2 separate regions of the Mus musculus genome follow, and region 2 is linked to region 1. The links are chromatin loops, found by intact Hi-C in ENCODE. Cell type or tissue: heart. All regions are shown on one strand.

The links. Peaks named below come from ENCODE experiments on the same cell type or tissue, not always from the same donor. Only the 100,000 strongest peaks of a DNase experiment are listed, where the experiment ranks them.
Region 2: it touches region 1 in a loop (2.0-fold over the local background); 3 of 42 quality-filtered maps call a loop at or near these places.

Annotation. Positions count from the first base shown.
Region 1 is chr7:65,832,378-65,837,377 of GRCm38, forward strand. No RefSeq gene overlaps it. Among named protein-coding and RNA genes, the nearest start is that of Gm20684, 27 kb to the right of the region's middle. In heart, no CTCF peak of the experiment used is centred here; no DNase peak of the experiment used is centred here.
Region 2 is chr7:65,702,305-65,707,304 of GRCm38, forward strand. No RefSeq gene overlaps it. Among named protein-coding and RNA genes, the nearest start is that of Gm33234, 11 kb to the left of the region's middle. In heart, a CTCF peak has its summit at 2,596 (motif pointing right); a DNase peak (open chromatin) is centred at 2,597; H3K4me3 peaks cover 704 bases; H3K27ac peaks cover 708 bases; H3K27me3 peaks cover 340 bases.

The sequences.
Region 1 (5,000 bases):
AGAGAGAGAAAGAGAGAGAGAGAGAGAGAGAGAGAGAGAAAGAAAGAAAGAAAGAAAGAAAGAAAGAAAGAAAGAAAGAAAGAAAGAAAGAAAGGCAAATAATAGCAAGAGTAGGGAGAGGGAACTCTCATATACTGTTACTGGGGATGGAAGTTAATACAGCCACTGTGGAAAAACGACGAATGCTCTTCAAGAAATGAGAACTTGGGGGCTGGAGAGATGGCTCAGCGGTTAAGAGCACTGACTGCTCCTCTGAAGGTTCTGAGTTCAAATCCCAGCAACCACATGGTGGCTCACAACTGTCCATAATGAGATCTGACATCCTCTTCTGGTGTGTCTAGAGACAGCCACAGTGTGCTTACATGTAATAATAAATAAATCTTAAAAAAAAAAAAGAAGAGATCTTGTGGTGTGTGCACTCAAGTGAAAGTACATCAAAGACACTGTAAACTCAGAAGTATCCCGCCATTCACAACAGCTGAGACACAGGATCAATGACATTTTAAAAAGAGGAAAAACTGTTTTGTTTGTCTAGAAAAAGAAAACACGTTCCCACTGGGAACTGCAAACAAAGCAGAGATTAAAGAAGCGCTTTAACCTGGGGAGCGACACCACACTCATCATGCTCAGAAGGTACAGGATCATCCCAGTGACAGATTTCTCTAAATTGGTATGTAAAGAACAATGTAGCAGCCCAAATCCCATTGGTCGGTTTGCAGAAATTGGTAACAAAATATCTACAACTTAGAAGGAAATGCAAAGAAATTACAAGAAGCAAAACAAATTTAAAAGAAGTGAACTTACTTCTTTTAAAGAAGTGCTTTTCCCTGCCTAACATTTAAGACATTTTAAGCAGCCACAGGAATTAAACAGAGAGATGGCTAAGCGGGTTAGTGGTGGGTGGTGGAGACATAGACACACAGAGATGGGTAGATCACTGGACAAGGAGAGCATGGACGTCGCTTTAGCACTCAGCTTCAGCTGAACCTTGCCTCGTCCCCCACGGGAATCCTGAGATAACACAGTTGTGGTTTTAATACTGGGGTTCACTGGTTACAGAGTAGCAGACAATGACTGCAGTTGGTTTCTTAAGCGGTAACCAAGCACCTACCCTAGGATATGGCTAGTCTGTTCTTTGTGTTGGCTCAGATTCACACAGTCTTGCTCACCAATGCCCCGGCAGCTTCATTTGTTCCACCCCCATGCTGGAAACAGCTCAGACACCAATCAGCAGGTGGACAGATATACACAATGTGTTACACACACTTTCTACAACAGAAGATGGTGTAGGAACTAAAAGGAATGAAACACTTGAGTGACTCTCAGAATACTGACACTGGGCCAAAGAAGACCATTCGTAAACAATACATATGACTCCATGTATATAAAGTTTTAGAAGATGTAAATCAATATATAGTGACAGTATTATAAATTACATTATAGGTAAGCATCATAAGTATATGCACATGTTAAATTTATTTTTGAATTTGTTAAATTATTATTGAATGAATTACATTATAACTAAAATATTATTTTTAAATTTATTAAATTCTTCAAGACATTGAGAGGTGGTGTTTGAGTCTTCCTGTATCCCAACTAGCAGTATATTCTTCAAAGCCAAAACAATTCTGAACAATTGCACACTGCTGGAGGTATGGCATACCCAATTTCAAGCTATACTACAGAGCCATAGTAGTAAAACCAGTGTGGCACTGGCACAAAAACAGACATTTTGATCAACGAATAGAATCAAAAAAGACCCGGATGAAGTCTACATCACACTTTAAACCAACTATTTTTTGACAAAGATGCCCAAAATACACATTTTTAATATGTTGACAGGGATGTGGGGTAGAGGGAAACCCTTGTATGCTGTTGGTGGAGTGCAAATTGGTGCAGCTACTGTTCCCACAGTGTGTCTGCTCCTCTTAAAACGACTAATAGATCTGCTAGATGGCCCTCCTGGGCGTGGACACAAAGGACTCCTTCCTACTGCAGAGACACATACTCATCCATGTTCATAGCTGCTCTATTCACAATAACTAGCACATAAGACAAGTTTCTACTCATTGATAGATAATAACAATGTGATACCTGTATACAGTGGACTTTTATTCTGTTTTAAAGAAAAATGAAACTTGAAAGTAAACGGATGGAGCTAGAAAAACATTTCTACTGAATGATGTAATCCAGAATCAGAAGAGAAAAAAAAAAAAAAAAAAAAGGATGTTCTCATTCTCAAGTAGAACCAGGAAACCAGAAAGGGACCATTGTTTAGGAGGAGGGAGGGGGTTCTTAAAGAGATGTGCTAGCTTTTGTCAACCTGACCCAAACTGTAGTCACCTGAGGAGAGGAAATCTTAACAGGAAAGTTGCCCCATCAGGTTGGCCAGTAGGCAATCCAGTGGGTCACTTCTTGATTAATTATTGAATCATTCTGGGCAGTACCAACCCCGGGACAGGTGGTTCTGGGTGCTATAATAAGTAAGTTGAGCAAGCCATAGGGAGCAAGCCAGTAAGCAGCTCTCCTCCAAGGCTTCTGCTTCAGCTCTTGCCTCCAGGTTCCTGCCTCACATTCATGACCCGACTTCCCTTCAGGATGCACTGGGACTGGGATGTGTAAGCCAAAGAAATCCTTTTCCTTCTAAGTTGCTTTTGGGTCCTGGTGTTTTCTTACGGTGTTAGAAAGCTAACTAGAAGAAAAGGACATGGTAAAACATAGATGGTGTGAACTGAACAGTGGAAATAAAGGGGGAGAAGGCTTAAGCGGAAAGAGGTATGGGAGGGGAGGGGGAGGGAGGGACAACTAACACTAATGACGTTTGCAAAAACAATATGGAATGCCACTATTTTGTAAGCTACACACACATATACACTAAAAGTTTAGTGGGAGTTAACCTATGCAGGGAATTATGCTCATTCCAGAAGCTATAGGTTGCCAAATAAAACGTCTAGAGCAAGGGTGTGGAATGCTTCCTCAAGGCAATAGGATCCGGATATCCTGTGTAGGGGAGGGAGTTCCTATTCTTCCACCTCTAACCGAGTTGCTAAGGACTGTAGAGGTCTTGTCTTTTACTGTCTGTTGTAATGCAAGGTCCCTAAGACCTGGAGTCTGCACACAGCCTCTGGAACCTGACCCCTAAGTTAATTCTGATTGATGAATGAAGATACCAACCGCTAATAGCTGAGTAGAAGAGAATAAGTGGGGTTAGGTTTCCCCAACCTAAGGAGGAGGGTGGGGAGAGAGAGAGAGAGAGAGAGAGAGAACACCAACCAGGAAGAGGGAGGAGGGAGAAGAGCCACCATGGGCTAGGGTCCAAGAGAACAGGGCCCAGAGGGCTGCCTGGTTGGAGTTGAGAGCAGCCCAGATGGAACACAGTAAATAGTGAGGCTTTGTTAGGGCATTGTCTCATTATTTACTTTGATGGCTTGGGGTTATCGATGGGAAGGTAGGTTCTAACTGCATGGCTATTGTGCTGCCTAAGGCATATTTAAAAATATAAAAGGCTGTAGTGTTTCTTTCATCCCGGAACATAAATGGTCTAAGGTGGGGGAAGAAGCTCTGGGCTGTTTTTTGGGTTTTTTTTGTTTTTGTTTTTGTTTTTGTTTTCCTACAACAGACAGGTGATAGCCTCCAGGGAAAGGAGAATCAGGGTTTTTTGTGAGGCTTCTGGGAGGTTGCTCATGCTATGGTCGGTGGTCTCACACCAAGCAAAACATATGGACAATACAAATTAGGGTTGGTGGGTTACTTTAAAAACAATAATAAGGATGGGTGGTGGTGGTGCACGTCTTTAAACCCAGCACTTGGGAGGCAGAGGCAGTTGGATTTCAGAGTTCAAGGCCAGTCTGGTCTACAGAGTGAGTACCAGGACAGCCAGGGCTATACAGAGAAACCCTGTCTCGAAAAACCCCAAAATAAAGTAAAATGACATAAAATAAAATAAAATTAAAATAAAGAAGGAACATGAAATTGGTGGTAAAGAGCTGGGGTGGGTCTTGGACAAGTTGAGCATAAATATGATGAAAGCATGGTCTATAAAACTCACAAAGAATAAATTAAATAATCTAAAACTTAAATTATTAGTTGAGCTAAATAATTATAAACGTTAAAAGTAAATGATTATATATTTTATTTACTCTGATAGGCTGGAAGAGAATATTCTTGTTGGATGGAGCATTTTGAAGACAAATATAGTTTTGGAATGTAAAAAGGCAAGGGCAGAAAACTGGTAAGCATCCAGAAAGTTGAGGAAATCTCCCAATAGTTAGGACAACAACAACAACAGAGAGCTGAACCAGCAAGTAGCAAAATTGGGCCCAAAGGAGTGATTGCAGCCTGAGGGGTGTCTATTTAAATACAGGGGAAGGCCGTGGGAAGGGGTTTCCAGAGCAGTGACCAGAGAACGTTTTTTGTGGATGCCAAGGCTCTCTGGCCCAAGACATTCACTGAGTGTCTAGCACAGTGAAAAACACCAAGCACACGTGAGGGTGTCACAAGTCAAGATGGGACTTCAGACACCACTCAATGGCAACACTGAAAACTAAAGAGAAGGTCAGCCTTTGACATTTGTTGGACTTCCAGCTCAGAATCCCAAGTCCTCCGCTATTCAGGCATAACAAGGAGGCCTACCCACTCTCAGACATGGACGAGCCTTCCCTTGGGGAAGGACAGCAAGAAGCTATCCCTACTGGAAGAACAACTTGTCCATGAAGGTAAATGATAAGTGTAATCGCACCTGGACCTATCTACAGCCTCAGAAACTATTTACACAGTCATGACAACATTGATGTCAAATATAGATTCATCTCAAAAGTTGATGCTATTCTACTTGAAGAATGAGAGGGGAAAGAAATGTCTTTGAGACCCTGGGAGTAGGGTAAGGAAACCTTATTTGTGCGTTTACTAAATTAAACACTCTCTTCTCTCCCTCAACCCTCATGCTTAAGTCTATATTAACCTATTTCTGTCTTAAAACTATTGTACTTATATGTATTTTG
Region 2 (5,000 bases), 130 kb before region 1:
GAGTAAAGCCGTCATTGCTTATACAAGGAAAAGGTTGGTTTTCAACACATCCCTGCATTTCAACAGGTAGGTGGTGAGAACTCTGGATCATAGACACACTGGAAGTGTTAAAAAAAAAATTCCTTGTGTGACAAGTGTTTTCTGAGTGGTCCCAGATCTGTTGTAGGCCTTTATGGAAGAGAAAAGACAGTAACAGTGTAGTCCAGGGGAGCCTTGCTCAGGGTTGGTTCTGAAACTGAGTCCTACATTTAATATCTGCACAAGACTGCTAGCCAACATCTAGATCCAGAAGCCATAGCGTACCTCTGGGGAATATTTCTACTGACCGCACAGGACAGCCAGCTGCGGCGTCTCATGCCTGTCTCCTTGGCACTTAGGAAGCTGAGGCAGGGAGTATGTTGCAGGAATTTTGAAGATGACCTGGACCACCACGTGGTATGTTCCAGGCTAGAATGCAGAGACAAAGCCTGTCTCCAAGGGAAAAAGAAACCCCAGAGGGCAAGCCTTTCTTTAGATGATTTAAGTGTGGGCTGCCTTAAAGTATGATCCAGTCATTGCCCCCTCCCACTCTGCCCGCCCACAGTTTCTCATCCCATTCCTCCTCCCCCTGTCTCCAAGAAGATGCCCCTCCCACGCCCCACTGACACACACCCCCCGCCGCCCCCCGCCCTCCCTGCCACCAGGGCTCCCCACTCCCTGGAGCCTCAACTCCCAAGAGTTAGATGCATCTTCTCCCACTGAGGCCAGACCAGGCAGTCCTCTGCTGTATATGTGAACCAGCTCATGTATGCTGCCTGGTTGGTGGCTCAGTGTCTGAGAGATCTCAGGGGTTCGGGTTAGTTGAGACTGATGGTCTTCCTATGGGGTCACCCTTCTCAACTTCTTCCATTCTTTCCCTAATTCAACCACAGAAGTCCCCGACTTCAGTCCTTTGGTTGGGTCTAAGTATTCGCTTCTGTCTTGGTCGGCTGCTTGTTGGGCCTCTCAGTGGACAGCCATGCTAGGCTTCTGTCTGTGAGCACAACGTAGCATCAGTAAGAGTGTCAGGCCTTTGAGCCTCCCCTTGAGATGATCCCAACTTGGACTGGTCACTGGACCGCCTTTCCCTCAGTCTCCTCTTCATTTTTGTTCCTGCAGTTCTTTTAGACAGGAACAATTCTGGGTCAGAGTTTTTGACTGTGGGATGGCAACCCCGTCCCTCCAGTTGATGCCCTGCCTTTCTACTGGAGGTAGATGCAATGAGTTGGGCATTTCATCTAAGGTCCCTCCCTTTGAGTCCTGAGAGTCTTTCACCTCCCAGGACTCGGTTACTTTCTAGAGGTTTCCCCAATCTCCCCACCCCCAGGTTGCATATTTCCATCCATTCTTCTGGCTCTCAGGGCTTCTCTCCTGTCCCCACCACCCCACACCTGATCATGTTCCCCTTTTACACTCCCTCTTCCCCTCCCCTCTCTCACCAAGGTCCCTCCCTCCCTCCCTCCCTCCCTCCCACCAAGGTCCCCCCCTTTTGCCTCCTGTGATTGTTTTCTTCTCCCTCCCAAGTAGGATTGAAGCATCATGCCCCTATGGTATGGTGGGGCATCTTTTGAGTATATGACCAAGAGTGGTATAGCTGGGTCTTCAGATAGATCTATTTCTGATTTTCTGAGGAACCTCCAGATTGATTTCCAGAGTGGTTGTACCAGTTTGCAATCCCACCAGCAATAGAGGAGTGTCCCTCTTTCTCCACATCCTCTCCAACATGTGCTATCACCTGAGTTTTTGATCTTAGCCGTTCTGATTGGTATAAAGTGGAATCTCAGGGTCGTTTTGATTTGCATTTCCCTGATGACTAAGGACTTTGAACATTTCTTTAAGTGCTTCTCAGTCATTTGAGATTCCTCTGTTGTGAATTCTCTGTTTAGCTCTATAAGCAAGAACTGTTTGGAGGAAACTTGAGTTCTTTATATGTTTTGGATATTAGCCCTCTATCGGATGTAGGGTTAGTGAAGAAAATTTTCCCTAATCTATAGGTTGCCAATTTGTCCCACTGACAGTGTCCTTTGCCTTAAAGAGCTTTCTAGTTTCATGAGGTCCCATCTATCAATTCTTGATCTTAGAGCCTGAGTCATTGGAGTTCTGTTTTGTAAATCCTCCCCCTTTCCCCATGCCAATGAGTTGGAGGCTCTTTCCCACTTTCTCTTCAATTAGAGTCAGTGTATCTGGTTTTATGTTGAATTCCTTGATCCACTTGGACTTGAGCTTTGTACAAGGTGACAAATATGGATCTATTTTCATTTTTTTCTACATACTGCCAGTTAGACCATTTATTGAGGATTCTTTCTTTTTTCCATTGTATATTTTTGTCTTCTTTGCCAAAGATCGAGTGTCTGTGTGTGGTTTTATGTCTGGGTCTTCGATTCTATTCCATGATCAACCTGTCTGTCTCTGTACCAGTATCACTATTGCTCTGTAGTACAGCTTGCGGTCAGGGATGATGGTTCCCCCAGAAGTTCTGTTATTGTTGAGAATTGGTTTTGCGCCTCTTTAAGGATGGTTCATCTTCCAGGATCTCTGATTAGAGACATGGGTGTAGGTGGGAGCAGTTCCAGTTCTGGCCACTAGAGGGCGCGCCCCTTACGTTCCAATGCTGTTTCCTGAAATTGCCAAGCTTGAGTTTAGCAGTGTTTCCAGCTGTGTGGGCTTTTCCAAGAGTCGGCTGACTTCTCTTATCTGGGAGACGGTTAAGCAGGTGTTCTTGTGTAGAAAGTAACTTTTTATATTCTTTTGCAAGAGGTAACCCTTTCGCCAACTCTGTCTTCCTGCCCTTCCTTAGCACTATGAACAAAGCTCTGTAGGCTTTCCCTTTTGAATGGCGGAGGTGGAGCAAGGGAAGTGCCTCGGGGGTGTTGCTGACTTAAACGTGATAGTGAAAGAAAGAATTAACAACATGCTGTACAGTTGGTCTCCCTGTGGCCTCCAGGTCTCAGATAAGCAGCAGGTTTTAAAGCTGAGAATGTCAACACTCCGTAGAGGGGGTCCTGAGTGAACTTATGCCCCAAATACTAAAAAGTTGGCAGGAAGGGGTAGCTTTTGGGGGCAGTGGGGCATTAGCTGGAAGTATACCCAGAAGCTTACACGCTGGGCTCTGAGACAGAACCTTTCAAGTACAGTTTAAACAGATTCACAAAGAATGAGTCTTGAAACACAGTGGTGAACTCATGCATGAGCCCCGAAGGGACCCACAGAAAGACCCGTACTTGCAGAGGCTCCTAGAGGAGGCTCCATGCGTCACAGCCCCCGAAACCCTGCTGGCAACCAGGTGCCAGGTTTGAGTGTGACTTTCAGGTTCTGTGTCCGCTGGGCTGGAGGTTGGGAAGTCTAATATCCAAGTGCTGGTGGAGTTAGAGACACTGAGGACCCCTTTCATCTTGGCACTGTCTTTCTGGGTCATCACATCCTATTCATAAACAGGGTCCCCCTAGAGCTCCTGTAATCCATGAGGGTTCAGCCCCCACGACTAGTCACTTCCTATAGATAGGCCCACTTCCTTGAGTGGCAAGATTTTGACAGCAGTGGAGGTGGAGGAACAGCCCACAGCTCTAGACTCTTTCAAGTTTCTACTGTAACCCAACTCCAAAGTCAAACACAAGGTTCCGTCATCCCACCAGTGGCCCCATTTCTTCTGTACCAGTTCTACATTACTTTTATTCTCACTGTGACTGAACACCTAACAGCAGCAACTTCGGGAAGGTCAGACCTGCTTTGGCTCCTGGTTCCACAGAAGTTTCAGTCCACCGTGGTGAGGAAGATGTAGCATCAGGAGTAGCTGCCTGCTTAGAGGCAGGAGTATGAGGCAGTGACTCTTAACATGGTACAAACAGGAGGCAGAGAGCAGAGCCTAGAACCAGAGCCAGGTATGTCCTTCAAAGACAGACCCCTGGTCACCTACTTTTTGCCAGCTAGGTTACACAGCCTAAAATCTACACAGCCTTCAAAACAGTGCTGCAAGTTAGGAAATGAGTATTCAAAGCCTGAGCCTCTGAAGGAGGGTCCATAACACCTGGTCCATTGACCTGATAATCTAGAAAAGTTTACTCCACGTTCTTGAATTCGAGGTATTGAAATTACCTTCTATAAATCCATTGTTTTCTTATAAAAATAATAAAGTGGGACGTGAACACATGCTGACGTGTAACATAGTTTCTGTTCTGTGAAAACAGTAAGGTTGAAGAGCGGTGCCTAACATAAGTGAGGTACACAATGGGTGAGCGATGCGCGAACCATTGGGCATGTCTTGAGAGGGAACAGAATATCTGCAGGTATTGCTAACATTATTGAAAAGGTGCTATGAGTGCTGGAGAGATAGCTCAGCAGTTAGTGCACACACAATTAATACTAAGTAAATCTGCTTTTAAAAGATTTTTAAATGATGGTAGAGAACAGCTGGATAATAACATCTCTCCGTAAAAATAAAATAAAATTAAATAAAAAGACAAACAGAAAATAGTGGAAACCATTACATCATTCCCCAAAACATGCAAACAAGCAGACAAAGACCAGCAAACAAGAAAAAAAGATGACAGGATGACCAAAAATGGCCAAGAAAGAGGGAAAATTTATGCAGGAGTATAAAGCTACTACCAAACTGGTCAGCAAACTCCAGGGACTTGAGAGAGAGGAGGTCAGAGAGGAATAGAGCAGTTTGCAGAAGGGGGGCAATGTCTTTATCTTTCTCTCTTCAGGCTGAGAAGAGGCCAGGGCAGGGGCTGGTGAACACCAGGACGAAGATGCTGATGCCGTGGAGTCTCCGTGCTAAATCAGAAACAGAAACAAAGCCTGGGGTAAAAGCTGTCAATCAGGAAAGCCACTCCCAACACATGCGCGGGCATCCTGGTTCAGGATAGTTAGAAGATCCTCATAAGTAAGGTGGGGTCCATATGTTGGAGTAGAGCTACTGCTTCCGCGTCTCCACGTCGCCTGAAGATGTTAGCCCACAGGATGCTGAATGGAACACCAAA